2 separate regions of the Homo sapiens genome follow, and region 1 is linked to region 2. The links are chromatin loops, found by intact Hi-C in ENCODE. Cell type or tissue: heart left ventricle. All regions are shown on one strand. Links, peaks and the distances in the headings refer to the core of each region. The heading gives the core; the rest is flanking DNA.

Evidence for each region. Peaks named below come from ENCODE experiments on the same cell type or tissue, not always from the same donor. Only the 100,000 strongest peaks of a DNase experiment are listed, where the experiment ranks them.
Region 1: a loop joins it to region 2, with 2.5 times the contacts of the local background. A loop is called at or near these places in 5 of 110 quality-filtered maps.

The regions. Positions count from the first base shown.
Region 1 is chr19:38,746,446-38,762,122 of GRCh38, forward strand. No RefSeq gene overlaps it. Among named protein-coding and RNA genes, the nearest start is that of CAPN12, 9.8 kb to the left of the region's middle. In heart left ventricle, for the core only: no CTCF peak of the experiment used is centred there; no DNase peak of the experiment used is centred there; H3K27ac peaks cover 1,259 bases.
Region 2 is chr19:38,793,672-38,809,348 of GRCh38, forward strand. LGALS4 (galectin 4) reads right to left here. Exons shown (of 10, transcript NM_006149.4): 3 at 15,073-15,277; 4 at 12,790-12,924; 5 at 10,198-10,224; 6 at 10,071-10,109; 7 at 9,851-9,880; 8 at 8,645-8,733; 9 at 8,321-8,486; 10 at 8,003-8,239. The coding sequence ends at 8,093. It also overlaps the pseudogene RNU6-140P. Among named protein-coding and RNA genes, the nearest start is that of LGALS4, 11 kb to the right of the region's middle. RefSeq lists an enhancer at 3,412-4,326. In heart left ventricle, for the core only: no CTCF peak of the experiment used is centred there; no DNase peak of the experiment used is centred there.

The sequences.
Region 1 (15,677 bases), core at 3,744-11,743, 51 kb before region 2:
CCAACATGGTGAAACCCCATCTCTACTAAAAAATACAAAAAAATTAGCTGGGTGTGGTGGCACGCACCTGTAATCCCAGCTACTCAGGAGGCTGAGGTAGGAGAATCGCTTGAACCCGAGAGGTGGAGGTTTCAGTGAGCCAAGACTGCACCACTGCACTCCAGCCTCGGCAAGAGAGCAAAACTCCATCTCAAAAAAAAAAAAAAAAAGGCCGGGCACGGTGGCTCAAGCCTGTAATCCCAGCAGCACTTTGGGAGGCCAAAGCAGGCAGATCACGAGGTCAGGAGATCAAGACCATCCTGGCTAACACGGTGAAACCCCATCTCTACTACAAAAAATACAAAAAATTAGCCAGGCATGGTGGCGGCCACCTGTAGTCCCAGCTACTCGGGAGGCTGAGGCAGGAGAATGACGTGGACCCAGGAGGCGAAGCTTGCAGTGAGCCGCCACTGCACTCCAGCCTGGTTGACAGAGCAAGACTCTGTCTCAAAAAAAAAAAAAAAAAAAAAAATTAGCTGGGCATGGTGGTACACACCTGTAATCCCAGCTACTCAGGAGGGTGAGGCAGGAGAATCGCTTGAACCTGGGAGGCGGAGGTTGCAGTGAGCCAAGATCACGCCACTGCACTCCAGCCTGGGTGAGAGAGTGAGACTCCATCTCAAAAAAAAAAAAAAAAAAGTTTTCTTCGTGTAGGATTGCCAAGCCCACCCCAGCCCCACGGGAGTCATATGGGAGTGCTTCCAGCCTGCCGGGATTAGGAGCCACAGCACCTGGGGTCCAATCCCAGCTCTGCCACCTACACCTGTGTGTCTTTGGGCACATCACTTAACTTCTCTGTGCTTCAGTTTCCTCATCTCTGCAATGCGGATGATGATAGGGCGTACCTCGGAGGGTTGCTGTGGGAAGCGAATGAGTTCGTACGTGGGATGAGTTCAGAGAAGTGCCTGACACAGAGTCGCTGCTCACTGCACGAGGCATTGACCATGCCTTGGCGTTCAAGAGTGTCTGCTGCCCTCCCAGAGCCTTGTCACCTCCATGCCACTCAGATGTCCCTCAAGCCTTCTGGCCTCCTTCCCTCCAAGTGGACCCACAGATATTGTCCAAGCTGCCTACGTACATGGCTACCAAAAGTGGGTTACAAAACGAGCTTTCTGGCTGGGCGTGGTGGGTCACGCCTGTAATCCCAGCACTTTGGGAGGCCGAGGTGGGCGGCCTCGGCCATCCACAGTCAACCTGTCTCCTTGGATCTGGGCTGCTGTTTCTTTCACTTGTTTGTTGGTTTATTTTTTGGGACAGTCTCGCCTCGTCACCCAGGCTGGAGTGCAGTGGCGTGATCTTGGCTCACTACAACCTCCGCCTCCCAGGTTCAAGTGATTCTCCTGCCTCAGCCTCCCGAGTAGCTAGAATTACAGGCATGTGCCACCACGGCTGGCTAATTTTTGTATTTTTAGTAGAGACAGGGTTTCACCATATTGGTCAGGCTGGTCTTGAAAGCCTCACTTCAGGTGATCCACCCGCCTTGGCCTCCAAAAGTGCTGGGATTACAGACAGGAGCCACCGCGCCATGTCTTACTGTTTCTTTTTTTGTATTGTTTTGTTTTGTTTCTGAGACAGGGTCTGACTCTGTTGCCCAGGCTGGAGTGCAGTGGCACAATCTTGGCTCACTGCAGCCTTGACCTCCCGGGCTCAAGCAATCCTCCTGCCTCAGCTTCCTGAGTAGCTGGGACCACAGGCTTGTGCCACCATACCCAGCAAATTTTTAGACTTTTTGGTGGAATGGAGTCTCACTTTGTTGCCAGGGCTGGTCTTGAATCCCTGAGCTCAAGCAAACTTCCCATGTCAGCTTCCCAAAGTGCTAGGATTATAGGCCTGACCCACTGCACCTGGCCAGATGTACAACTTTCAAACCACTGAAGTAGCTTAAAATGAAAGGAAAAGAAAATGTAATCTATTTGGCAATGGTCGAAAAGCAAAGGAAAATGCAGCGAATCATAGAAAATAAAAGCAAAAAGCATCACACAATGACCTAAATAAAACCAAGCATATCAGTTATAACAACATTATGCAAATGTGTGAAACGTACTTGGGAACATCAACAAACAAAATTCAACTGTTTAGCTTTCAAAACACTTTCCAAAGATAACACCACCAAGTTTTAAAATAAAAGGATTAGAAATAGCTATCAGTCAAAAGCAGATACACAAAAATCAGGGCAAATCTGATATTAGAGAAAACCGGATTTAAAGCAGATAGCATTACTTTGGACAAAAGGAGTTATTTTCTATTGATAAAGTGTATGATCCAGAATGAAAAGTGATTGGATGGGTGCAGTGGCTCATGCCTGCAATCCCAGCACTTTGGAAGGCTGAGGCAGGTGGATCACTTGAGGTCGGCAGTTTGAGACCAGCCTGGCCGACATGGTGAAACCCCGTCTCTATTAAAAATACAAAAATTAGCTGGGCATAGTGGTGCATGCCTGTAATCTCAGCTACTCGGGAGGCTAAGGCTCAAGAATCACTTGAACCCAGGAGGTGGAGGTTGCAGTGAGCCCAGATTGTGCCAGTGCACTCCAGCCTGGGTGACAGGACAAGACTCTGTCTAAAAAAAAAAAAAAAAAGGCTGGGAGCGATGGCTCACGCCTGTAATCTCAGCAGTTTGGGAGGCCCAGGCAGACGGATTACTCAAGGTCAGGAGTTCAAAACTAGCCTGGCCAACATGGTGAAACCTGGCTCCACTAAAAATACAAAAAGCCAGGTGTGGTGTGTGCCTGTAATCCCAGCTACTCACGAGGCTGAGGCAGGAGAATCACTTGAACCTGGGAGGCAGAGGTTGCAGTGAGACACTGCACTCCAGCCTGGGTGACAGTGTGAGACTCCATCTCAAAAAAAAAAAAAAGTGATCATTTATTACACTATTAGAAACAAAAGGAAAAATACACAGAAACACAGTAGTGGTCATGGGTAATTTGAAACCACCATTATTCTTCAAATATCAAGTCTTTTAAAATGTGATATTTTGAATAATAGAATACAGTGAATTTAATATATATGCACACTCATTACATCTATATACACTCATGATTTTCAAGCATATATCAAACATTTGCAAAGACTCAATTTAAAAAATAAAAGGCCGAGCACGGTGGCTCACGTCTGTAATCCCAGCACTTTGGGAAGCCGAAGCGGGCAGATCACCTGAGGTCAGGAGTTCGAGACCAGCCTGGCTAACATGGTGAAACCCCGTTTCTACTAAAAATACAAAAATTAGCCGGGCATGGTGGCAGGCACCTGTAGTCCCAGCTACTTGGGAGGCTGATACAGGAGAATCACTTGAACTTAGGAGGCAGAGGTTGCAGTGAGCCGAGATCGCACCACTACACTCCAGCCTGGGCAACAGAACAAGACTCTGTCTCAAAAATAAAAAGGCTGGGTGAGGTGGCTCACGCCTGTAATCCCAGCACTTTGGCAGGCTGAGGTGGGCGGATCACAAGGTCAGGAGATCCAGACAATCCTGGCTAACACAGTGAAACCCCATCTCTACTAAAAATACAAAAATTAGCTGGGCATGGTGGCGTGTGCCTGTAGTCCCAGCTGCTGGGGAGACTGAGGCAGGAGAATGGTGTGAACCCAGGAGGCGGAGCTTGCAGTGAGCCAAGATTGCGCCACTGCACTCCAGACTGGGCAACAGAGCGAGACTCCATCTCAAAAAAAAGAAAAAAGAAAAGCGCCTCTGAGACCAGCTGAATAACATCAAGCAAACAAACATATGTATAATAGGACTCTGGGGAAAGGAGAGGAAGGAGAAAAATTTTTGAAGCATTAATGGCTGGAAACTTTTCAAACTTGGTGTAAACGTTAATTTACACAAACTCCAAGAAGTATAAATACAAAGAGAGCCATATCTAGATTCATCGTAGTAAATGTCAGGCCTTTGAGCTTAAGCTAAGCTATCATTATCTTTTGTGACTTGCACATACACATCTAGATGGCCGGTTCCTGCCTTAACTGATGACATTCCACCACAAAAGAAGAACCCCTCAACCCCTTCTCCTTCACCGTTAGTGGCAAGTCCCGCTTTTCTGGGGGAGGGGCAAGTACCCCAACCCCTTCTCTCCGTGTCTCTACCCCTTCTCTGCTTTTCTGAGTGGCAAGAACCCCTCAACCCCTTCTCCTTCACCCTTAGTAGCAAGTCCCGCTTTTCTGGAGGAGGGACAGGAACCCCGACCTCTTATCTCTGCACCCCGATCCCTTATTTCCATGCCCAGACCTCTTATCTCTGTGCCCCATCCCTTATTTCTGCACCCCAACCTCTTATCTCTGTGCCCCAACCCCTTCTCTGCTTTTCTGGAGGGCAAGAACCCCCCCACCCCTTCTCCATGTCTCTACTCTCTTTTCTCTGGGCTTGCCTCCTTCACTATGGGCAAGCTTCCACCTTCCATTCCTCCTTCTCCCTTAGCCTGTGTTCTTAAGATCTTAAAACCTCTTCAACTCTCACCTGATGTAAAATCTAAGCATCTAATTTTCTTCTGAAACGCCGCTTGACCCCCATACAAACTTGACAGTAGTTCCAAATAGCCAGAAAACAGCACTTTCAATTTTTCCATCCTACAAGATCTAAATAATTCTTATCATAAAATAGGCAAATGGTGTGAGGTGCCTGACATCCAGGCATTCTTTTACACATCAGGCTCTCCCTAGCCTCTGTTCCCAATGCAACTCGTCCCAAATCTTCCTTCTTTCCCTCCCACCTGTCCCCTCAGTCCCAACCCCAAGTGTCACTGAGTCTTTCTAATCTTCCTTTTCTACAGACCTATCTGACCTCTCCCCTCCTTGCTAGGCTGAGCTAGGTCCCAATTCTTCCTCAGCCTCCGCTCCTCCACCCTATAATCCTTTTATCGCCTCCCCTCCTCACACCCGGTCCCCCTTACAGTTTCGTTCCGTGACTAGCCCTTCCCCACCTGCCCAGCAATTTACTCTTAAAAAGGTGGCTGGAGCTAAAGGCATAGTCAAGGTTAATGCTCCTTTTCCTTTATCCCAAATCAGATAGTGTTTAGGCTCTTTTTCATCAAATATAAAAATCCAGCCCAGTTCATGGCTCGTTCGGCAGCAACCCTGAGACACTTTACAGCCCTAGACCCTAAAATGTCAAAAGGCCGTCTTATTCTCAATATACATTTTATTACCCAATCTGCTCCCGACATTAAATAAAACTCCAAAAATTAAATTCCGGCCCTCAAACCCCACAACAGGACTTAATTAACCTCGCCTTCAAGGTGTACAATAATAGAGGCAGCCAAGTAGCAACATATTTCTGAGTTGCAATTCCTTGCCTCCACTGTGAGACAAACCTCAGCCACATCTCCAGCACAAAAGAACCTCCAAACGCCTAAACCGCAGTGGCCAGGCGTTCCTCCAGAACCGCCTCCCCCAGGAGCTTGCTACAAGTGCCAGAAATCTGGCCACCAGGCCAAGGAATGCCCGCAGCCCAGGATTCCTCCTAAGCCGTGTCCCATCTGTGCAGGACCCCACTGGAAATCGGACTGTCCAACTCACCTGGCAGCCACTCCCAGAGCCCCTGGAACTCTGGCCCAAGGCTCTCTGACTGACTCCTTCCCAGATCTTCTCGGCTTAGCAGCTGAAGACTGATGCTGCCCGATTGCCTCGGAAGCCCCGTAGACCATCACGGACACCAAGCTTTAAGTAACTCTCACAGTGGAAGGTAAGTCCGTCCCCTTCTTAATCAATACGGAGGCTACCCACTCCACATTACCTTCTTTTCAAAGGCCTGTTTCCCTTGCCTCCATAACTGTAGTGGGTATTGACAGCCAGGCTTCTAAACCTCTTAAAACTCCCCAACTCTGGTGCCAACTTAGACAATATTCTTTTATGCACTCCTTTTAGTTATCTCCACCTGCCCAGTTCCCTAATTAGGCCGAGACACTTCAAATTATCTGCTTCCCTGACTATTCCTGGATTACAGCTGCATCTCATTGCCGCCCTTCTTCCCAATCCAAAGCCTCCTTTGCATCCTCCTCTTGTATCCCCCCACCTTAACCCAAAGGTATAAGATACCTCTACTCCCTCCTTGGCGACCAATCATGCACCCCTTACCATCTCATTAAAATCTAATCACCCTTACCCCGCTCAATGCCAATATCCCATCCCACAGCATGCTTTGAAAGGATTAAAGCCTGTTATCACTCGCCTGTTACAGCATGGCCTTTTAAAGCCTATAAACTCTCCTTACAATTCCCCCATTTTACCTGTCCTAAAACCAGACAAGACTTACAGGTTAATTCAGGATCTGCGCCTTATCAACCAAATTGTTTTGCCTATCCACCCTGTGGTGCCAAACCCATATACTCTCCTATCCTCAGTACCTCCCTCCACAATCCATTATTCTGTTCTGGACCTCAAACATGCTTTCTTTCCTATTCCTTTGCACCTGTCATCCCAGCCTCTCTTTGCTTTCACTTGGACTGACCCTGACACCAATCAGGCTCAGCAAATTACCTGGGCTGTACTGCCTCAAGGCTTCACAGACAGACCCCATTACTTCAGTCAAGCCCAAATTTCATCCTCATCTGTTACCTATCTTGGCATAATTCTCATAAAAACACACGTGCTCTCCCTGCTGCTTGTGTCCGATTAATCTCCCAAACCTCGATCCCTTACAAAACAACAACTCCTTTCCTTCCTAGGCATGGTTAGTTCGGTCAGAATTATTACACAAGAGCCAGGCCCGCACCCTGTAGCCTTTCTGCCCAAACAACTTGACCTTACTGTTTTAGCCTAGCCCTCATGTCTCCGTGCAGCGCGTGCCGCTGCTTTAACACTTTTAGAGGCCCTCAAAATCACAAACTATGCTCAACTCACTCTCTACAGCTCTCATAATTTCCAAAATCTATTTTCTTCCTCACACCTGACGCATATACTTTCTGCTCCCTGGCTCCTTCAGCTGTACTCACTCTTTGTTAAGTCCCACAATGACCATTGTTCCTGGCCCGGACTTCAATCCGGCCTCCCACATTATTCCAGATACCACACCTGACCCCCATGACGGCATCTCTCTGATCCACCTGACATTCATCCCATTTCCCCACATTTCCTTCTTCCCTGTTCCTCACCCTGATCACGCTTGATTTATTGATGGCAGTTCCACCAGGCCTAATCGCCACACACCAGCAAAGGCAGGCTATGCTATAGTACAAGCCACTAGCCTGCCTCTTAGAACCTCTCACTTCCTTTCCATTGTGGAAATCTATCTTCAAAGAAATAAATTCTCAGTGTTCCATCTGCTATTCTACTACTCCTCATGGATTATTCAAGCCCCCTCCCTTCCCTACACATCAACTCGAGGATTTGCCCCCACCCAGGACTGGCAAATTAGCTTTACTCAACATGCCCCGAGTAAGATAACTAAAACACCTCTTAGTCTAGGTAGACACTTTCACTGGATAAGTAGAGTCCTTTCCTACAGGGTCTGAGAAGGCCACCACAGTCATTTCTTCCCTTCTGTCAGACATAATTCTTCAGTTTAGCCTTATCATTCCCTTCTGTCAGACGTAATTCCTCAATTTAGCCTTCCCACCTCTATACAGTCTGATAACAGACCAGCCTTTATTTGTCAAATCAGCCAAGCATTTTTTCAGGCTCTTAGTATTCAGTGACAGACTAAAACACACCTCACCAACCTCAGCCACCAACTTAAAAAGGACTGGACAATATTTTTACCACTTTCGCTTCTCAGAATTCAGGCCTGTCCTCAGAATGCTACAAGATACAGCCCATTTAAGTTCCTGTATAGACACTCCTTTTTATTAGGCCCCAGTCTCATTCCAGACACCAGACCAACTTAGACTGTGCCCCCAAATAACTTGTCATCCCTACTATCTTCTGTCTAGTCATACTCCTATTCACCGTTCTCAACTACTCATGCATGCCCTGCTCTTGTTTACACTGCCAGTTTACACAGTTTCTCCAAGCCATCACAGCTGATATCTCCTCGTGCTATCCCCAAACTGCCACTCTTAACTCTTGAAGTAAATAAATAATCTTTGCTGGCAAGGCTATGCTGAACCTCCTTAGGCACTCTCTAATTAGATGTCCTAGGTCCTCCCAATTCTTAGTCCTTTAATACCTGTTTTTCTCCTTCTCTTATTCCGTTTAGTTTTTCAATTCATACAAAACCGTATCCAGGCCATCACCAATCATTCTACACGACAAATGTTTCTTCTAACAACCCCACAATATCACCCTTTACCACAAAATCTTCCTTCAGCTTAATCTCTCCCACTCTAAGTTCCCACGCCGCCCCTAATACCGCTGGAAGCAGCCCTAAGAAACATCACCCATTATCTCTCCATACCACCCCCAAAAATTTTCACTGTCCCAACACTTTACTACTATTTCATTTTATTTTTCTTAATATAAGAAGACAGGAATGTCAGGCCTCTGAGCCCAAGCTAAGCCATCATATCCCCTGTGACCTGCACGTACACATCTAGATGGCCGGTTCCTGCCTTAACTGATGACATTCCACCACAAAAGAAGTGAAAATGGCCTGTTCTTGCCTTAACTGATGACATTGTCTTGTCAAATTCCTTCTCCTGGCTCATCCTGGTTCAAAAGCTCCCCTACTGAGCATCTTGTGACCCCCACTCTGCCCTCCAGAGAACCCCCCTTTGACTATAATTTTCCTTTATCTACCCAAATCCTATAAAAACAGCCCCGCCCTTATCTCCCTTCGCTGACTCTTTTCAGACTCAGCCCGCCTGCACCCAGGTGAAATAAACAGTTTTATTGCTTACACAAAGCCTGTTTGGTGGTCTCTTCACACGGACGCGAGTGAAAGTAAAACTGCTGAAAACAATTCAAAAAGGGCATTTTTTTTTTTTTTTGAGGCAGAGTCTCACTCTGTCGCCCAGGCTGGAGTGCAGTGGCACAATCTCGGCTCACTATAAGCTCCATCTCCCGGGTTCACACCATTCTCCTGCCTCAGCCTCCCGAGTAGCTGGGACTACAGGCACCCACCACCACGCCTGGCTAATTTTCTGTATTTTTAGTAGAGACGGGGTTTCACCGTGTTAGCCAGGATGTTCTCGATCTCCTGACCTCGTGATCCACCCTCCTTGGCCTCCCAAAGTGCTGGGATTACAGGCGTGAGCCACCGTGCCAGGAAAATGGAAAATTTTAAAGGAGCAAGTGAAAAACAGCTCATTATGTACAGGGGAACAATAGAATTAATGGCTAGATTCTCCTAGGAACAATGGAGGCCAGAAGGCAGATGAATGATTTATTCAAAACACTGAAAGAAAAATAAAACTGTCAACTGATAATTCTATATTCAACAAAACTATACTTCAAAACAAAAGGCAAAAGAAAATCATTCCCAGATAAACAAAAAGAGAATTCCTGACTAGCATATACCTAAACGCAGGGAATACTCAAGGAAACCCCTCACACTGAAAATGACAGTAGACAGAAACTCAAATCCACAGGAAGAAATGAAGAGCCCCAGAAATGTATTTTTCTTTTCTTCTTTTAATTTATTTTAAAACATAAGGTCAGGCTGGGCACGGTGGCCCACGCCTATAATCCCAGCACTTTGGGAGGCCGAGGCAGGCAGATCATGAGGTCAAGAGATCGAGACCATCCTGGCTAATGTGGTGAAACCCCGTCTCTACTAAAAATACAAAAAAAATTAGCCGGGTGTGGTGGCGGGTGCCTGTAGTCCCAGCTACTCGGAAGGCTGAGGCAGGAGAATGGCGTGAACCTGGGAGGCGGAGCTTGCAGTGAGCTGAGATTGCACCACTGCACTCCAGGCTGGGCGACAGAGCAAGACTCCATCTCAAAAAAAAAAAAAAAAAAAGAAAAAAACCATATAAGGCCGGGTATGGTGGCTCAAACCTGTAATCCCAGCACTTTGAGGCCAAGGTGGGTGGATTGCTTGAGCTCAGGAATTCAAGACCAGCCTGGGCAACATGGTGAAACCCCATCTCTACCCAAAATACAAAAATTAGCCAGGCATGGTGGTGCAAACCTATAGTCCAGTCCCAGCTGTTCAGGAGGCTGAGGTGGGTGTATTGCTGGAGCCTGGGAGGTCGGAGCTGCAGTGAGCTGTGATTGTGCCACTGCACTCTGGCCTGTGTGACAGAGCAAGACTCTGTCTCAAAATAAATAGACAGACAAATAAATAAAATTGTAAAAAATATATATATATAAAATTGTTTAAAGTAAAGGTTATGCCAGGCACAGTGGCTCATGCCTGTAATCCCAGCACTTTGGGAGGCCAAGGACAGTGGATCATCCGAGGTCAGGAGTTAAAGACCAGCCTGGCCAACATGGCAAGACCCTGTCTCTACTAAAAATATAAAAATTAGCTGGGAATGGTGGCAGGCACCTGTAATCCCAGCCACTCGGGAGACTGAGGCAGGATAATCGCTTGAACCTGGGAGGCAGAGGTTGCGGTGAGCCAAGATCATGCCATTGCACTCCAGCCTGGGCTACAAGAGCGAAACTCCATCTAAATAAATAAATAAATAAATAAATAAATAAATAAAGGAAAGGTTATAAGGCCGGGCATGGTTGCTTACGCCTGTAATCCCAGCACTTTGGGAGGCCGAGGCGGTGGATCATGTGAGGTCAGGAATATGAGACCAGCATGGTCAACATGGTGAAACCCTGTCTCTACAAAAATACAAACTTAACCAGGCATGATGGTGGCTGCCTGTAGTCCGAGGTACTCAGGAGGCTGAGGCAGGAGAATGGCTTGAACCCAGGTGGTGGAGGTTGCAGTGAGCCAAGATCACGCCATTGCACTCCAGCCTGGGCGACAGAGCAAGACTCCATCTCAAATAAATAAAAATAAATAAATAAAATACAAAAAATTAGCTGGGTGTGATGGTGCACGCGTTTAGTCCCAGCTACTCAGGAGGCTGAGACAGCAGAATGGCTTGAACCTGAAAGGTGGAGGTTGCAGTGAGCTGAGATCATGCCATTGCGCTCCAGAGCGAGACTCTGTCTCAAAAACAACAACAACAAAAAAACGCGAGGCACAGTGGCTCACGCCTGTAATCCCAGCACCTTGGGAGGCTGAGGTGGGGGGGATCACCTGAGGTCAGTTCAAGACCAGCCTGGCCAACATGGAAACCCCATCTCTACTAAAAATACAAAAATTAGCCGGGCATGGTGGCGGGTGCCTGTAATCCCAGCTACTTGGGAGGCTGAGGCAGGAGAATCACTTTAACCCAGGAAGCAGAGGTTGCAGTGAGCCAAGATCGCGCCACTGCACTCCAGCCTGGGTGGCAGACTGAGACTCCATCTCAAAAAAAAAAAAAAAAAAAAACCCAGTTATATAGCACTGTATTTTTTTAGAGACATGATCTTGCTCTGTCACTCAGGTTGGAGTGCAGTGGCATGATCATAACCCATTGTAACCTCAGACTCCCAGTCTCAAGCAATCCCCCTGCCTCATCCTCCCTAGTAGCTGGGACCACAGGTATACACCACCACACCTGGATAATTTTTGATTTTTTTTTTTTTTTGTAGAGACAGGGTCTCACTATGTTGCCCAGGCTGGTCTCAAACTCCTGGCCTCTAGCAATCATCCCACCTCGGCCTCCCAAAATGCTGGGATTCCAGGCGTGAGCCACCACACCTGGCCTGTATCCCTGACTAGGTGACATACACAGTCGGGTGCTGCATCACCACGTTTCAGTCAGTGATGGACTGCACATGCGACAATGTCCCATAAAATTACAACGAAGCCGGACTCCTATCACCTAGTGATGCTGCAGCCATCACAATGCTGTAGCACAATTACTTTATTTTTTTAAATTTAGGGTAGCCTAAGAGTACAGTGCTTATAAAGTCTACAGGAGTGTACAGTGCTGTCCTAGCCTTCACATTCACTCACCACTCACTCACTCACACCTGGAGCAACTTCCGGTCCTGCAAGCTCCATTCCTGGTAAGTGTCCCATACAGGCGTACCATTTGTCATCTTTTATTTATTTTTCTGAGATGGAGTCTCACTCTCTCACCCAGGCTGGAGTGCAGTGGCATGATCTCCGCTCACTGCAACCTCCATCTCCCAGGTTCAAGTGATCCTCCTGCCTCAACCTCCCAAATAGCTGGGATTACAGGCGTGCACCACCACACCTGGCTAACTTCTTTGTATTTTTTTTTTTTTTCAGCCAGAGTCTCTATCTGTTGTCCAGGTTGGAGTGCAGTGGCATGATCTTGGCTCACTGCAACCCCCGCCTCCCGGGTTCAAGCGATTCTCCTGCCTCAGCCTCCCAAGCAGCTGGGATTACAGGCACGTGCCACCATGCCTGGCTAATTTTTGTGTTTTTAGTAGAGATGGGGTTTCACCATGCTGGTCCTGCTGGTCTCAAACTCCTGACCTCGTGATCCGCCCACCTCAGCTCCCAAAGTGCTGGGATTACATGCGTGAGCCACCGTGCCTGGCCTAAACTTCTTTGTATTTTTAGCAGAGACGAGGTTTCACCATGTTGGCCAGGCTGGTTTCGAACTCCTGACCTCAAGTGATCTGCCCACCTCAGCTTCCCAAAGTGCTAGGATTACAGGCATGAACTACTGCTCCTGGCCCATTTTCCATCTTTTATACCATAGTTTTACTGTACCTTTTTTATGTTCAGATATGTTTATATACACAAATACTTACCATTGTGTTACAATTGCCCACTGTGTTCAGTACAGTTAAATGCTGTGCATGCTTGTAGCCTATGAGCTGTAGGTTACTTTATATAGCCTAGGTGTGGGGTAGGCTGTACCATCTACGTTTGCATAAGTCACTCTATGATGTTCACACCCTGACGAAATTGCCTAACCATGCATTTCTTAGAACTTAAGACCGTATAGATGACCATATAGAAAACCAGAGACTGGGCCAGGTGTGGTGGCTCACACCTGTAATCCCAGCACTTTGGGAGGCCGAGGTGGGTGGATCACCTGAGGTCTGGAGTTGGAGACCAGCCTGGCCAACATGGTGAAACCCTGTCTCTATTAAAAATGCAAAAAATTAGCCGGGACTGGTGGTGGGCACCTATAATCCCAGATACTCAGGAGGCTGAGGCAGGAGAATCACTTGAATCCAAGAGGCAAAGATCGCACCATTGCACTCCAGCGCCTGGACCACAAGAGTGAAACTCCGTCTCAAAAAAAAAAAAAAAAAGGAACCGGGAAGGTCATGAAAGGAGCGTGCTCATGCACAAATGCCTGATAGGAACGATTGCGGAAGACTCTCCAAAAACCACAACCTCGCACAAAGTCCACTGCAACGTTACACAGAAAGTACTTTTGTCCAGTAACTGCCTGTCCAACCTTGGACTGATGCCACCCTTGTTTCAAGTCTCGTAGCCAAGGATAATTGATTCAAAACACTTTATGTAATCCTCCTCATTTTGCCTTTGAAAACTTCCCCTTGGCTGGGCATGGTGGCTCACACCTGTAATCCAAGCACTTTGGGAGGCTGACCCAGGCAGACCCCTAGAGTCCAGGAGTTTGAGATCGGCCTGGGCAATATGGTGAAACTCTGTCTCTAGAAAAGATACAAAAATTAGCTGGGCATGGTGGTGTGCGACTGTATTCCCAGCTACTCAGGAGGCTGAGGTGGGAGGATGGCTTGAGGACGGGAAGCGGGGGTTGCAGTGAGCCGAGATTGCACCACTGTTCTCCAACCTGGGCAACAGATCGAGATCTTGTCTCAAAATAATAATAATAATAATTATTATTGTTATTATTATTTAAAAATTTAAAACTTCGCCTTGCCTCAATCTCCTCTTTTTTTTTTTTTTTTTAAGATAAGGAGAGGCCAGCTATGCAGTGGCTCACACCTGTAATCCCAATACTTTGGGAGGCCAAGACGGGCAGATCACAAGATCAGGAGTTTGAGACCAGCCTGGCCAATATGGTGAATCCCCAACTCTACTAAAAATACAAATTAGCTGGGTGTGGTGGCAGGCACCTGTAGTCCCAGCTACTCGGGAGGCTGAGGCAGGAGAATCACTTGAACCAGGTTGCAGTGAGCTGAGATCACACCACTGCACACCAGCCTGGGCAATAGAGAGAGACTCCATCTAAAAAAAAAAACACACACAAAAAAAGAGAGAGACATAGGATTGGGCCGGGCACAGTGGCTCACGCCTGTAATCCTAGCATGTTAGGAGGCTTAGGCAGGTGGACCACCTGAGGTCTGGAGTTTCAGACCAGCCCAGTTAACATGGCAAAACCCCATCTCTACTGAAAATACAAAAATTAGCCAGGTGTGGTGGCACCTGCCTTTAGTCCCAACTACTTGGAGGCTGAGGCAGGAGAATCACTTGAACCCAGGAGGCAGAGGTTGCAGTGAGCTGATTGCATCAGTGCACTCCAGCCTGGATGAGAGAGACTCCATCTCAAAAAAAAAAGAAGAAGAAGAAAGAAAGAAAGAAGGAAGGAAGGGAGGGAGGGAGGGAGGGAGGGAGGGAGGGTGGGAGGGAAAGAAATTATTATGTGAGATAAGACAGGTGGATCTCGTGAGCCCAGGAGTTTGAGGCCATCCTGGGCAACATAATGAGACCCCCATCTCTATTAGAAAATAATAATAGTAAAAATAAAAAATAATTTAAAAAGTATTACTTCTAACTATAATGGAACTAAGCTAAAAGCCAACAATAAAATGAAATTTAGAAAATCTCTAAATATAAGAAAACTAAACAACATACTTGTAGATGACCTATGTGTCAAAGAAGGAATCTGGCTAGGTGTGGTGGCTCATGCCTATAATCCCAGCCAAGGGAGGCCAAGGCCAGTGGATCACCTTAGATCAGGAGTTCGAGACCAGCCTGGCCAACACGGTGAAACCGTGTCTCTACTAAAAAATACAAACATTAGCTGGGCGTGGTGGCTCATGCCTGTAGTCCCAGCTACTTGATAGGCTGAGGCAGGAGGATTGCTTGAACCTGGGAGGTGGAGGTTGTGGTGAGCTGAGATCACGCCACTGTACTCCAGCCTGGGTGACAGAGTGAGACTCCATCTAAAAAAAAAAAAAAAAAAAATCAAAAATGAATTTAGAAAATACCTTGAGCTGAATAAAAACAAAAACACAGGAAATAAAAATGTACAGGATGCTGGCAATGTAGTAATTAGCGGGAAACTTATAGCTTAAAAAACATATTAGTGTTGAGTCAGCCTGGTGAAAATTTTAAAAACCCCAACACATTAGAATGGAAAGAAGGCCTAAAATCAATAATTTAGGCTTCCACCTCCAAAGCTAGAAAAAGAAGAGTAAATCAAACTCAAAGAAAATAGTAAGAAGGAAGTAATAAAGATCTAAATGGACAGCAATGAAACAGAAATATAAAAACAATAGAGAAAAAGCAATGAAACTGAAATTGGCTCATTGAAAACATCAACAAAACCGGTATTGAAAAGATTAACAGGCCAGGTGTGGTGGCTCACACCTGTAATCCCAGCAGTTTGAGAGGCCAAGGTGGGTAGATCACTTGAGGTCAGGCGTTCGAGACCAGCCCGGTCGACATGGAGAAACCCTGTCTCTACTAACAATACAAAAATTAACTGGGCATGGTGGCACACACCTGTAATCCCAGCTGGAGGCTGAGACAGGAGAATCACTTGAACCCAAGAGGCCGAGGTTGCAGTGAGTCGAGATCAT
Region 2 (15,677 bases), core at 7,532-15,531:
AGACCAAGCACCTGGACACCCTCCATCGGTAACAGTTCATCAAAAATTTTTAAATAAAAAATTTTTTTTGTTGAGGCAGGGTCTTGCTCTGTTGCCCAGGCTGAGTGGAGTTGTGGATAAGGGCTTACTGCAGCCTCAACCTCCCAGGCTGAAGCCATCCTCCCACCTCAGCCCCCCAAGTAGCTGAGACTACAGGCACGTGCCATGGTGCCAGGCTAATTTTTTTGGGGGGGGCGGGTGTTTGTAGAGCCAGGGTCTTGCTATGTTGCCCAGGCTGGTCTTGAACTCCTGGACTCAAACTCCTGAGCTCAAGCGATCCTCCCACCGAGGCTTCCCAGAGTGCTGGGATTACAGGTGTGAGCCATGGTGCCCAACCTAAATCCTTCTTTATTAAGTTTGTCTTCAAAGAAATTTAGAATTTATGATTCAGCTTCCCTTCTCTCCTCCCCATCCTCCTGGATCTTTCTGTAACAGCTCTATTGACATATAACTCATATGCTATACAAGTCACCCATTCAAAGTATACAAGTCAATGTTTTTCAGTATATTCACAAGGTTGTGCATCCATCAACACAATCTAATTTTAGAACATTTTTATCATCTCAAAAGACCTTGGCTCACAGATGTAATCCCAGCACTTTGGGAGCCTGAAGCGGAAGGATTGATTGAGCCCAGGAGTTCAAGACCAGCCTGAGGCCGGGCGCTGTGGCTCACACTTGTAATCTCAGCACTTTGGGAGGCTGAGATGGGCGGATCACTTGAGCTCAGGAGCTCGAGACTAGCCTGGCCAACATGGCAAAACCACATCTCTACTCAAAATACAAAAAATTAGCCAGGCGTGGTGGCACGCACCTGTAATCCCAGCTACGTGGGAGGCTGAGGCAGGAGAATTGCTTGAACCCGGTAGGCGGAGGCTGCAGTGAGCAGATAGCACCATTGCACTCCAGCCTGGGTGACAGAGCAAAGCTCTGTGTCAAAAAAAAAAAAAAAAAAAAAAAAAAACAACCTGGGAAATATAGGGAGACCTCATCTCTACAAAAAATAATTTTAGCTGGGCATGGTGGTACACACCTGTGGTCCCAGTTACTCGGGAGGCTGAGCTAGGAGGATGGCTTGAGCTGGAGAGGTCGAGGCTGCAGAGAGCCGTGATCGCTCCACTGCACTCCAGCTTGAGCAACAGAGTGAAACCCTGTTTCAGAAACAAAACAAAACAAAAAAGAACAACTAAAAGAAACCCCATACCCATAAGCAGTCACTCCCCAACTTGCCCCTCCCCCAGCACCTGGCAATCACTAACCTACTTTCCAGCTGTATGGATTTATGAATCTGCTTGTTTTCCACACGTGGAATCATACAATATGTGGCCCTGTATATCTGGCTTCTTCCACGGAGCATCATGTTTTCAGGGTTTGTCCATGTCATAGCATGCATCAGCACTTCATTCCTTTTCATGGCTGAATGCTGTTCCAATGTGTGGATCGAATATACGCGTTTACCCATTCATCATGGTGAATAATGGATATCTGGGTTGTTCCTACATCTTGGCTATTATGAATAATGCTGCTATGAACCTATTGTGTGAACATGTTTTCATGTCTCTTGGGTAAGTACCTAGGAGAATTTCTGGGTCAGGCCAGGTGCTGTGGCTCATGCCTGTAATTCCACCACTTTGGGAGGCCAAGGCAGATGGATCACCTGAGGTCAGGAGTTCGAGACCAGCCTGATCAACATGGAAAAGCCCCATCTCTACTAAAAATACAAAATTAACCGGGCGTGGTGGTGCATGCCTGTAATCCCAGCTACTTGGGAGACTGAGGCAGGAGAATCGCTTGAACCCAGGAGGTGGAGGTTTCAGCGAGCCGAGATCGCACCACTGCACTCCAGTCTGGGCATCAAGAGCGAAACTCCGTCTCAAAAAAGAAAAAAAAAAAAAGAATTCCTGGGTCACATGACTCTTTTAAGTTCCGTTTCAAAGAACTGCCAAACCATTTTCCAAAGTAACTGTAACATTTTACATTACCATCAGCAACATATGTGTTCCTATTTCTCCATGTTCTCTCCAACACTTGTTATTGTCTTTTTTTTTTTTTTGAGACAGGGTCTTGTTCTGTTGTGTAGGCTGGAGTGCAGTGGTGAAATCATGGCTCACTGCAGCCTCCACCTCCTGGGCTCAAGCAATTCTCCTACCTCAGGCCTCCCAATTAGTTGGAACTATAGGTGTGCGTCCCCATGCTTGGCTAATTTTTAAAAATTTTTTGTAGAGACAGGTTCTTGCTATGTTGCCCAGGCTGGTCCTGAACTCTTAGCCTCAAGTGATCCTCCCACCCCGGCCTCCCAAAGTGCTGGGATTACAGGCATGAGCCACCACACCTGACCTATCTGTCTTTTTTATTATAGCCATCCTAATAGGTTGGCTTCACCACTTGGTGAAGAGATATGTCATGTGGTTTTGATTTGCATTTCCCTAATGACATGGGTTGCCGTTTATATATCTTCTTTGCAGAAATGTTTATCGAAATTTTCTGCCCATTTTAAATTGGATTTTTAAAAGGTGTTATATAATCTTATCCATAAATATGTGTATAATTCTAAATGATATTTATTTTTTAATTTTTATTTTTGAGATGGGGTCTCACTATGCTGCCCAGGCTGGTCTCAAACTCCCAGGTTCAAACAGTCTTCCCACCTTAGCCTCCCAAGTAGCTAGGATTACAGGCATCTGCCACCACGCCTGGCAGGCTCTCTTTTTAAACAAAACCTCATTACCATTCTAACTCCTAAAAAATTTACAGTTCATATCATTGTATGATACAATGTTTGCAAAGTTTGTATGCAAAGGTTTCCCCCAACATTTTATTATGAATTTTTTCAGACATGCAGAAAAGTTAAAAGAATTATTCTATGAATACCTCATATACCCTAACCAGATTCTATATAACATTTTACTCAACTTGCTTTATCACACATAGATCCATCTATCCACCCTTCTATCCATCCATCACCATCTTCTTTTTTTCTTTTCTTCTTCTTCTTTTTTTTTTTTTTTTTGAGAGGAGTCTCACTCTGTTGCCAGGCTGGAGTGCAGTGGCGCGATCTCGGCTCACTGCAACCTCTGCCTCCCAGGTTCAAGCGATTCTCCTGCCCCAGCCTCCCGAGTAGCTGGGATTACAGGCACCCACCACTATGCCCGGCTAATTTTTTGTATTTTTGGTAGAGACAGAGTTTCACCACGTTGGCCAGGCTAGTCTCAAAAATTCCTGACCTTGTGATTCGCCTGCCTCGGCCTCCCAAAGTGTTGGGATTACATGCGTGAGCCACCACACCTGGCCAAAAAATATGGAACACTTCACAAATTTGCATGTCATCCTTGCGCAGGGGCCATGCTAATCTTCTCTGCATCATTCCAGATTTTAGTATATGTGCTGCTGAAGCGAGCACTATTTCTTTATTTTATTTTAATATTTTGTATTTTTGTATTTTTGTATTTTTTTTTTATTGATCATTCTTGGGTGTTTCTCGCAGAGGGGGGATTTGGCAGGGTCACAGGACAATAGTGGAGGGAAGGTCAGCAGATAAACAAGTGAACAAAGGTCTCTGGTTTTCCTAGGCAGAGTGTGTGTGTCCCTGGGTACTTGAGATTAGGGAATGGTGATGACTCTTAACGAGCATGCTGCCTTCAAGCATCTGTTTAACAAAGCACATCTTGCACCGCCCTTAATCCATTTAACCCTGAGTGGACACAGCACATGTTTCAGAGAGCACAGGGTTGGGGGTAAGGTCATAGATCAACAGGATCCCAAGGCAGAAGAATTTTTCTTAGTACAGAACAAAATGAAAAGTCTCCCATGTCTACTTCTTTCTACACAGACACAGCAACCATCCGATTTCTCAATCTTTTCCCCACCTTTCCCCCTTTTCTATTCCGCAAAACTGCCATTGTCATCATGGCCCGTTCTCAATGAGCTGTTGGGTACACCTCCCAGACGGGGTGGTGGCCGGGCAGAGGGGCTCCTCACTTCCCAGTAGGGGCGGCCGGGCAGAGGCGCCCCTCACCTCCCGGACCGGGCGGCTGGCCGGGCAGGGGGCTGACCCCCCACCTCCCTCCCGGACGGGGCGTCTCGCCTGGCGGGGGGCTGACCCCCCCACCTCCCTCCCGGACGGGGCGGCTGGCTGGGCAGGGGGCTGACTCCCCCACCTCCCTCCCGGACGGGGCGGCTGGCCGGGCAGAGGGGCTCCTCACTTCCCAGTAGGGGCGGCCGGGCAGAGGCGCCCCTCACCTCCCAGACGGGGTGGCTGGCCGGGGCGGCTGGCCGGGCGGGGGGCTGACCCCCCCACCTCCCTTCCGGACGGGGTGGCTGCCGGGCGGAGACGCTCCTCACTTCCCAGACAGGGTGGCAGCCGGGCGGAGGGGCTCCTCACTTCTCAGATGGGGCGGTTGCCAGGCGGAGGGTCTCCTCCCTTCTCAGACGGGGCGGCCGGGCAGAGACGCTCCTCACCTCCCAGACGGGGCGGCGGGGCAGAGGCGCTCCCCACATCTCAGACGATGGGCGGCCGGGCAGAGACGCTCCTCACTTCCTAGATGGGATGGTGGCCGGGAAGAGGTGCTCCTCACTTCCTAGGTGAGATGGCGGCCGGGCAGAGACGCTCCTCACTTTCCAGACTGGGCAGCCAGGCAGAGGGACTCCTCACGTCCCAGATGATGGGCGGCCAGGCAGAGACGCACCTCACTTCCCAGACGGGGTAGCGGCCGGGCAGAGGCTGCACTCTTGGCACTTTGGGAGGCCAAGGCAGGCGGCTGGGAGGTGGAGGTTGTAGCTGAGATCACGCCACTGCACTCCAGCCTGGGCACCATTGAGCACTGAGTTAACGAGACTCCGTCTGCAATCCCGGCACCTCGGGAGGCCGAGGCTGGCGGATCACTCGCGGTTAGGAGCTGGAGACCAGCCCGGCCAACACAGCGAAACCCCGTCTCCACCAAAAAAATACGAAAACCAGTCAGGCGTGGCGGCGCGCGCCTGCAATCGCAGGCACTCGGCAGGCTGAGGCAGGAGAATCAGGCAGGGAGGTTGCAGTGAGCCGAGATGGCAGCAGCACAGTCCAGAGGGAGACCGTGGAAAGAGGAGAGGGAGAGGGGGAGGGGGAGGGGGAGGGAGCTATTTTGTATTTTTTTAGAAACAGAGTTTTGCTCTGTTGTCCAGACTAGAGTGCAGTGGCCTGATTATGGTTCACGGCAGCGTTGAACTCCTGGGCACAAGCCAACCTCCTGCCTCAGCCTCCCTAGCAGCTGGAACTACAGATGTTTGCTACATCTGGCTTACTTTTTTATTTTTTGTAGAGACAGGGTCTCGCCATGTTGCCCAGGCTGGTCTTGAACTCCTGGGCTCAAGCAATCTTCCCACCTCGTCTCCCAAAGTGCTGGGATTACAGGCTCATGCCATCGCACCCAGCCATCATTTTATTTACTTATCCATTCGAAGTAAATTGTAAACATCAGTATTTGTCACCCCTAAACATTTCAGAAGTACATCATTAGCTAGAGTACAATATTTGTTTATGATTCTTTCCTTGTGGTAAGCTTTGCGGAAAGATTCTTTGTTTATATTGGTGAAATGCACAAATCTAAAATGTACAGTTGGCTGGGCACAGCGACTCACGCCGGTAATCCCGACACTTTGGGCGGCTAGGGCAGGAGCATTGCTTGAGCCCAGGGAGTCGAGATCAGCCTGAGCAACATAAGGAGACCCCCGTCTTTATAAATATATATATTTTTAATTAGCTGGGCATGGTGGTGCACACCTGTGGTCCCAGCTACCTGGGAGGCTGGAGTGGGAGGATCACTTGAGTCCCAGAGGTTGAGCCTGCAATGAGCTGTGATCACACCACTGCACTCCAGCCTGGGCAATAGAGTGAGATCCTGTCTCAATAAAAACAAAAATAAAAAGAATTTAATAAAATAAAATATACAGCCAATGAGTTCTAACAAATGCACAGAGCTGTGTGACCTAGGGTATGGAACATATCCATCACTCCAGAAAGTTGCTTTAGACATGCAAACATTTAAACTTAGTTTGAGTCATGCTAATAACCGGTTTTACAGCATTTTATCCAATTAATAATATAGAGGGTTTAATTCGTCACTTCATGGTTTGTCCTGAAGCTTGCTAACCCATTACATCAGAAAGCCAACCCAGCTAATTTGAAAGTGGATGAGTCAGTGACTGGTGAATAAGTAAACACGAGAGTGAATAAAGAATAGATGGATGAATGAAAATGTAAAGAAATCAGCTGGGGGCAGTGGCTCACGCCTGTAATCCCAGCACTTTGGGAGGCCAAGGTGGGTGTATCACGAGTCAAGAGATTGAGACCATCCTGGCCAACATGGTGAAACCCTGTTTCTACTAAAAATACAAAAATTAGCTGGGCATGGTGGCGCATGCCTGTAGCCCCAGCTACTCAGGAGGCTGAAGCAGGAGAATCACTTGAACCCATGAGGCGGAGGTTGCAGTGAGCTGAGATGGCACCACTGCACTCCAGCCTGGCGACAGAGCAAGACTCCGTCTCAAAAAAAGAAAGAAAAAAAAGAAAGAAATCAATGAATGGGCCAGGCACGGTGGCCCACGCCTGTAATCCCAGCACTTTGGGAGGCGGAGGCAGGCGCACCACCTGAGGTCAGGAGTTCAAGACCAGCCTGGCCAACATGGCAAAACCCTGTCTCTACTAAAAATACAAAAATTAGCTGGGCGTGGTGGTGGGTGCCTGTAATTCCAGCTACTCAGGAGGCTGAGGCAGGAGAATTGCTTGAACGGGAGATGGCAGTTGCAGTGACCTGAGACAGCACCATTGCACTCCAGCCTGGATGACAAGAGCAAAACTCTGTCTCAAAAAAAAAATAAATAAAAATAAAAACAAGAAATCAATGAATGATGAAATCAGCAAAAGAGTGATTTGATGAAAGCATGGTTGGGTGGACAGATGGAGAGAAGAAAATATAAATGAATGGATAACTTTCCAGCTTGAGTTGGAAAAGGGTTGGAAAAAAATAGATAATGAAGAGATGAATGGATAATTGGATAGAAAGAGATGGAAAAGTGATGAATTGCTGAATGGAGGGATGAATGGGCATATGGAGGACAAATGGATGACTGTGATGGAAAGCAGAGAATTACATGGACAAATGGAGGGATGAATAAATGAATGGATGGACGAAAGTTAGACTTCGTAAGGATGGCTGAATGAATAGACAGATAGACTGGTATATGGTTAGATGTTTGGATGGATGGAGAAGATGATGGATGATCAGATGCATGGGTGATGGATAAAAGGTTGAATGAAAGAATGGATGGATAAACAGCTGGATAGAGCTAGACAGACTGGTGAGTAGATGAATAGTTGCATGTTTGGATGAATGGGTGAACATATGGTTGACTGGATGTTTGGAGAGATTGACGATGAGATGATGAGTGCAGAGGTAAATGGATGGGTAGATGGATAAAGGGTTGGATGAAAGGATGGTTGAACAATCAGCTCAATGGATGGATTGATGAGGTCTAGATGGTTGGATGTTTGATTGATGGATGGTTGGATGGACTTTTGGTTGGATACATGGAGAGATTGATGGATGTTGGGATACACGAGTGGAGAGATGGATGCATGGATGGATGGAACGACAGGCTGTATAGTGGTTAAGTGTGCAGATCCTTGGGAGCCAGATCAGCTGGATTTGAATCCTCCTTCTGCCATTTATGCAATGTATAATTTGGGCAATTTGTTTTATTTTCCTTTGTTTCCTCATCTGTTACAGAGGGATGATAATAATTGTTTCTACCTCTTGGGGTTGCTGTGAGAAGTGAATGAGCCCTAAATCAGTGCTTGGGGCATAACCAGATTTATGATGACAGGAGGATGGATGGTCAGATGACTGGATGGATGAAGGATAGATGAAGTGCATGACTGAACCAAGGAAGGGAAGAGTAGCCGGGGAGCAGATGGAGACACACACTCATGAGACACCCTCAGACATTTTATTAGGGGCTTAGAAAGGAGTCCTAGGGGATAATTCTGTTTTCCCATGAGTTATGGCCCCAGGAATAGATTAGATCTGGACATAGGACAAGGTGACATCACCCTGGATTTCCAATGTGTCCACCCTCTGGAAGGCCGAGAGGCGATGGGCAAAGTCAAAGAGGTGCTGGCCATTGGCGTAAACCTTGAAGCGATCCAAGCCACAGCGAATGGACAGCTGCAGGGAGAAGGGTGGGCATGAGGCCAGGGCCAGGACTGAGGCCCTGGAAGGAAGTGGGAAAAGAGAGCTCAGACTCACATCAAAGAACTGTCCGGGACCAAATGGGTTGTGGGTGATCTTCTTCTCCTCGGATCCCCACGAGCCATTCAGAAGGCTGTTCCGGACCACGGTACCGTTGCCCATGCGGGGATTAATGTGCAGAGCTATGTCCCCTGAGGAGCCCACCTTGAAGTTGATAGCAAAGCTGGGGACAGAGAGGGATGGGGGAGTCAGATGGAGTCCAGTGGGAAGAGGCCAGTGGGCTGGACCTCTGAATCCCTAAAGGAGGAGGGGACAGAGGGTCTAGATTGTTGGGTCTGAGGGAGGAGGGGGCTGGGGGTTCCCACCTAGTTTACGTTATACCTCTTGCCTGTGGGAGGCACATAGCCCTTGATGATGATGGTTCTTCGAGCTGTGAGCCCTCCTTGCAGCCTCCCGAAATATGGCACAGGCTGTGGGAAGAGAACGGGGGGTCCCATTCTCTCTCAGCTTAGCAGAGCCAGATGTGGGAAGAAATTTTCTTTTTCTTTTCTTTTCTTTCCTGTCTTTTTTTCTTATAAGAGATGGGGTCTTACTCTGTCACCCAGGCTGGAGTGCAGTGGCATGATCAAGCCTCACTGCAGCCTCAAACTGCTGGGCTCAAGCAATCCTCCCATCTCAGCCTCCCGAAGTGCTGGGATTACAGGCGTGAGCCACCACGCCCAGCCTTGCAGGAACAAAGGAACAAATTTTGTTTTTTTTTTTAGGCAGAGTCTCCCTCTGACGCCCAGGCTGGAGTGTAGTGGCATAATCTCAGCTCACTGCAACCTCTGCCTCCTAGGTTCAAGCAATTCTGCTGCCTCAGCCTTCCTAGTAGCTGGGATTACAGGTGTGCGCCACCACACCTGGCTAACTTTTGTCATTTTAGTAGAGACGGGGATTCATCATGTTGACCAGGCTGATCTGGAACTCTTGACCTCAAGTGATCCACCTGCCTTGGCCTCCCAAAGGGCTGGGATTATAGGCATGAGCCACCGTGTCTGGCCAAGAATAAATTTTCTTTTTCTTTTCTTTTTCTTTTTTTTTTTTTTTTTTTTTTTTTGAGATGGAGTCTCGTTCTGTCACCAGGTTGGAGTACTGTGGCACGATCCCGGCTCACTGCAACCTCCGACTCCCTGGTTCAAGCGATTCTCCTGCCTCAGCTTCCTGAGTAGCTGGGATTACAGGCGCGCGCCACCATGCCCAGCTAATTTTTGTATTTTTAGTAGAGACAGAGTTTCACTATGCTGGCCAGGATGGTCTCGATCGATCTCCTGACCTCGTGATCTGTCCGCCTTGGCATCCCAAAGTGCTGGGATTACAGGCGTGAGCCACCATGTCCAGCCCAAGAACAAATTTTCTGAGAGGTCCCACTCCTCCTGGAAAACATCCCCAATTCCTTCTGCTCCCTAAACCTGACCACGAACTCTATCTACCCTTCCCCTACCTCCCACCCCAAAACCCTCAGCCCACTCCCTTTCTGGCTGTCTCAGATTCCCTGGAGATCCGTGCCCCCTCCCCACCATCCATCTCTGTTTCCCCAAGCCATACCGGGTTGAAGGTTGGGGGTCCTTCCATGGTCTGTGAAGTGAGGAAGAAGCGATATTATTCTCCAAGAGTCGACAGATATCTATGACACACCCATTAGACTCCGGCGTTTCTCTAGGTGCTGGGTTAGTACACCTTGGGCTGCAACCCCTCTTAGCTCCCCCTACCCCAATTCTCACCATTCCCACTCCTCACCCGGGGCCCTCCCAGCCCTCCCACTCACGGGCAGGCTGTTCAGCTGTTGATGGCAATGTCCGGGACCCTGAACGATGGACAGAAGGCAGGAAGGGTGAGAGGGGCTGAGGGACCCCACTAGGGAGGAAGACCCTCACCTATCAGCAAGTACTTACAGGGTAAGGTGGCATCATCGGGGGTCCCTGTGGGCACAGAAAGAGAAAGCGGTTATGAGAGGGTCCCCAGATTTGCGACTGAAAGATGTCGAGAGTGCCTGCCCTGGGGTGGCCCACCACCACCACCACTATGCCAGAGAACTCTGGCATCAAAGGGTGGCACCCCGATCACAGATTCACGGAGAGGGGCACCCCATGTTCTGGGATCGCTGATGCCCAGTGAGTCACCCCAAAGCTTTAGGACAATGCTTGGTCCATTTTGTTCTCTGTGCCCTTCCCCTTGCTGTCTTCCTGCTGTCCCGGGGCCCTCACTCGCTGATCTTGATCTCAGTTTCTGCCTCTGTCCCTGTGTCTCTGCCTCTCTCTCTGTCTTGGCCACACCTCAGCGCAGGGGCTTCCTTCTGCCAAACACTTTTATTTATTTATTTGAGATGGAATTTCGCTCTTGTTGCCCAGGGTGCCGTGCAGTGGCACGATCTCTGCTCACCTCAACCTCTGCCTCCTGGGTTCAAGTGATTCTCCTGCCTCAGCCTCCGGTGTAGCTGGGATTACAAGCATGCGCCACCACGCCCAGCTAATTTTGTATTTTTAATAGAGATGGGGTTTCTCCATGTTGGTCAGGCTGGTCTCAAACTCCCGACCTCAGGTGATCCGCTCGCCTCACCCTCCCAAGTCTAACACCTTTAACTTTTACTCTCTCTCTTTCTCTCTGTTACCTTCTCTTTTCTCCTCCTTGTAATTAACTCCATTCTGCCTTGACTTCTATTCTCAGCCAGCTATTCTGAAGGCCTTTTAAAAGTAGCTTTATATAGCCGGGCGTGGTGGCAGGTGCCTGTAATCACAGCTACTTGGGAGGCTGAGGAAGAATTCCTTAAACCTGGGAGGCAGAGGGTGCAGTGAGCTGAGATCATGCCACTGCACTCCAACCTGGGCCACAGAGCAAGACTCCATCTAAAAAAAAAACAAAAAACAAAAAACAAACAAACAAATAAACGTAGCTTTATAAGCCGGGGGCTGTGGCTCACGCCTGTAATCTCAGGACTTTGGGAGGCTGAGGTGGGTGGATCACCTGAGGTCAGGAGTTCAAGACCAGCCTGGACAACATAGGAAAATTCCTCCCCTCTGTCTTTACAAAAAATTTAAAAACTAGCTGGGGCTGGTGGTGCGTGCCTGTAGTCCCAGCTACTCAGGAGACTGAGGTGGGAGGATCACTTGAACCCAGGAAGTCAAGAATACAGTAGGCTGTGATTGCACCACCACACTCCAGCCTGGGTGACAGAGCCAGACCCTGCCTCAAAAATAATAATAATAATAATAATAATAATAATAATAATAATAATATTGATAAACTCAATTTAATTGTATGTTATTTATTTTTAATGATTGTGTTAAGCAACCTCTAGGGAATTCATTCACTATCGTGTGTTCTTTGCCTTTCCTTATCCTCACTTTCTGACTCACCTTACACACTTCCTCCTACTCCAGGAAGCACTTCCTTCCTGACCCATGACTAGTCAAGCCCTTCCTGTAGGCTCCCAAACCTCCTGTATACTCCATATCCCAGCCCCTGCCCCTCTGCCTGTGCCCTCCCTATCACAGACCTGACCATTTCTGGGCTGTCACTCTCTGATGCCATGTCTGTGAGCCCAGTGAGGTCAGGGCCCAGAGATATCTCAGTCATTCCTGTCTCCAGCCCTGGGCCTGACCCCTCTGCCTGCCTCCACCCACCCTCCTGTCCTGGCCCTGATCCCTCTGTCTGGGCCCAAACCCAACTGCAACCCTTCAGCCAGGGCCTCCCCATCCCGGCCTTTATCCCTTGCAGTGATGGGTCTGTCTTCCCAGTGGGATCCCTTGATCATCACTGGGCTCTTGGCATAACTCAGCAGAGGGAGATGCTTGGGAAATAAATGAATGTGGAATGCGCTGGGCACCATGGCTCACACCTGTAATCCCAGCACTCTGGGAGACTGTAGCCAGCAGATCACTTGAGGCCAGGAGTTCCAGACCAGCCTGGCCAACATGGTGAAACCCCGTCTCTACTAAAAATACAAAAATTAGCCAGATGTGATGGTGGGTGCCTGTAATCCCAGCTACTTGGGAGGCTGAGGCAGGAGAATTGCTTAAAACTGGGAGGCAGAGGTTGCAGTGAGCCAGAATCACACCACTGTACTCCAGCCTGGGAGACAGAGCAAGACTCCATCTCAAAAAGAAAAAATAGACCAACTGCGGTGGCTCACGCCTGTAATCCCAGCACTTTGGGAAGTCGAGGTGGGTGGATCATGAGGTAAGGAGATCGAGACCATCTTGGCTAACACAGTGAAACCCTGTCTCTACTAAAAATACAAAAAAATTAGCCGGGCGTGGTGGCAGGCTCCTGTAGTCCCAGCTATTTGGGAGGCTGAGGCAGGAGAATGGCGTGAACCTGGGAGGCGGAGCTTGCAGTGAGCCAAGATCGCGCCACTGCACTCCAACCTGGGCGACAGAGTGAGACTCCGTCTCAAAAAAAAAAGAAAAAAAGAAAAAAAGAAAAAAAATGAATGTGGAACTGAATTTAGAAAGAAAGGACGCAAGAAGGGATGGGACCCCTCACACCTGGGGCCGGAGGGGCTGGCCTCCGATGAAGTTGATTGATTGAAGTTGCAGATCCCCATCCACTTGCAGGTGGGTGACCATCTGTAGGGGAAGCCGGTGCCCGTACTCATAGAAGGGATTTCCATTTACCACCACCTGGAGGGCAGAGATGGGAGGTCAGGAGTCAGCACCCATGATCCTGGGAAGGTACAAACAGGAAGCAAGGGCAGGGCACCCTGGCTCACGCCTCTAATCCCAGCACTTTGGGAGGCTGAGGGGGGTGGATCATTTGAGATCAGGAGTGTGAGACCAGTCTGGCCAACATAGTGAAACCCCATCTCTACTAAAAATACAAAAATTAGCCAGGCATGGTGGCGGGCTCCTGTAATCCCAGATACTCAGGAGGCTGAGGCAGGAGAATCGCCTGAACCCGGGAGGTGGAGGTTGCAGTGAGTGGAGATCACGCTGCTGCACTCCAGCTTGGGTGACAGAGCAAGACTCTGTCTCAAAAAAAAAAAAAAGCAAGGATCAGGGATCTTTTTCATTGGGAGTCGATAGTCTTGGGGATGAGCTGGGACAGCCTCAGCATCAGGAACCTTGGAGTCCACAGCTCAGAGGTCAAGCTAAGGTCAAAAATCAGCTCACTGGCCGGGCGCAGTGGCTCATGCCTGTAATCCCAGCACTTTAGGAAGCCAAGGTGGGGGATCATTTGAGATCAAGAGTTCGAGACCAGCTTGAGAAACATAGCAAGACCCCGTCTTTACAAAAATATACAAAAATTAGCCGGGCGTGGTGGTGTGCACCTAGAGTCCCAGCTACTCCGGAGGCTAATGTGAGAGGATCACCTGAGCCCGGGGAGGTTGAGGCTGTAGTGAGCTGTTTGCATCACTGCACTCCAGCCTGGGCAACAGAGCGAGACCCAGTCTCAAGAGGAAAACAAAAAGTACACGTTTTGCAAAAAACACAAAGTGGTAGGAGGAAATACACATGAAATGTATTACAAGACTCTCAGCAGTAGGGTAATGGGACTAAGGAAAAGCGCTAAAAGAGGATTTTTAAAAATAGGCAGGAAACGGCCGCCCTTCGTCTGGGAGGTGAGGAGCGCCTCTGCCCGGCCGCCCCGTCTGGGAAGTGAGGAGCGCCTCTGCCAGGCCGCCCTGTCTGGGAAGTGTACCCAACAGCTCCGAAGAGACAGCGACCATCAAGAATGGGCCATGATGACGATGGCGGTTTTGTCGAAAAGAAAAGGGGGAAATGTGGGGAAAAGAAAGAGAGATCAGATTGTTACTGTGTCTGTGTAGAAAGAAGTAGACATAGAAGACTCCATTTTGTTCTGTACTAAGAAAAATTCTTCTGCCTTGAGTTGCTGTTAATCTGTAACCTTACCCTGTGTTCCCTGAGACATGTGGTGTGTCAACTCAGGGTTAAATGGATTAAGGGCTGTGCAGGATGTGCTTTGTTAAACAGAGGCTTGAAGGCAGCATGCTCCTTAAGAGTCATCACCACTCCCTAATCTCAAGTACCCAGGGACACAAACACTGTGGAAGGCCGCAGGGCCCTCTGCCTAGGAAAACCAGAGACCTTTGTTCACGTGTTTATCTGCTGACCTTCTCTCCACTATTATCCTATGACCCTGCCACATCCCCCTCTCTGAGAAACACCCAAGAATGATCAATAAATAAAAATAAATAAATAAATAAATAATAAAATAAAATAAAATAGGCAGGAAAGAAGGAAAAGAAAAGAAAGAAGTTGACATAAAAAGTGGGGATGGAAAAAGGAAATAAATGAAGGAGGGAAGGAGAGAGAAGGAAGAAGAGAGGAGGGAAGGGGGAAGGAAGGAGGGGAGGAAAGAGGAGAGAACAGAGAAAGAGGAAGGAAAAAGAGGAAAAAGAAGGAAGGGGCTGGGTGTGGTGGCTCACGCCTGTAATTCCAGCACTTTGGGAGGCCAAGGAGGGCAGAACACCTGAGGTCGGGAGTTCGAGGCCAGCCTGGGCAACATGGTGAAACCCCATCTCTACTCAAAATACAGAAATTAGCTGAGCGTGGTGGCACGCGCCTATAATCCCAGCTACTCGGGAGGCTGAGGCAGGAGAAGCTCTTGAACCCAGCAGGCAGAGGTTGCAGTAAGCTGAGATCATGCCACTGCACTCCAGCCTGGGCAACAGAGTGAAACTCCATCTCAAAAAAAAAAAAAAAAAAAAGAAAGAAAGAAAGAAAAGGAAGGAAGGCGGGAAGGAAGGAAGCAGCCAAGATGGCGCCACTGCACTCCAGCTTGGGAAACAAGAGAGAAAGCATGCAGACCTTGTAGTGCTCAGCCAGGACTATGAAGACCAGCTCAAAGGCGGCACCCTTTTTGAAGGGCATGCTCCTCTTCCTCTCCTCGCTGCCCCACTTCCCGCCCTGCAACGTGTTGAAGACCACCTTGTCCCAGCCGTCAAACCGCGGATTGAAGTGGAAGGCGACGTCTGAGCCCGGATCCTGCCCAACCACAAAGTTCACGAAGAACCTGGCGGGACACAAAGGGCTCATTCCCCTGGTGCCACCTCCCGGGGCCTGGGGGCCTCCTCCAGGAAGCCCTCTCCCTGCCGCCCTGTCCTCGGCCTCCCTGGCCCGGACCTCAGCACCAGCTCTGAGGGGCAACCTTGGCACTGTGGGCCACAGCGTGGAGAGGACCTGAGTTCTGAGGGGGGCAGATTCCCACCACCACACCTTCGCTCACAGCCTTTCCTTCTTTTTTTTTTTTTTTTTTTTTTTGAGATGGAGTCTTGCTCTGTTGCCCAGGCTGGAGTTGGAGTGCCGCGATCTCAGCTCACTGCAACCTCCGCCTCCTGGATTCCAGTGATTCTCCTGCCTCAGCCTCCCAAGTAGCTGGGATTACAGGCGTGCACCACCACGTCCGGCTAATT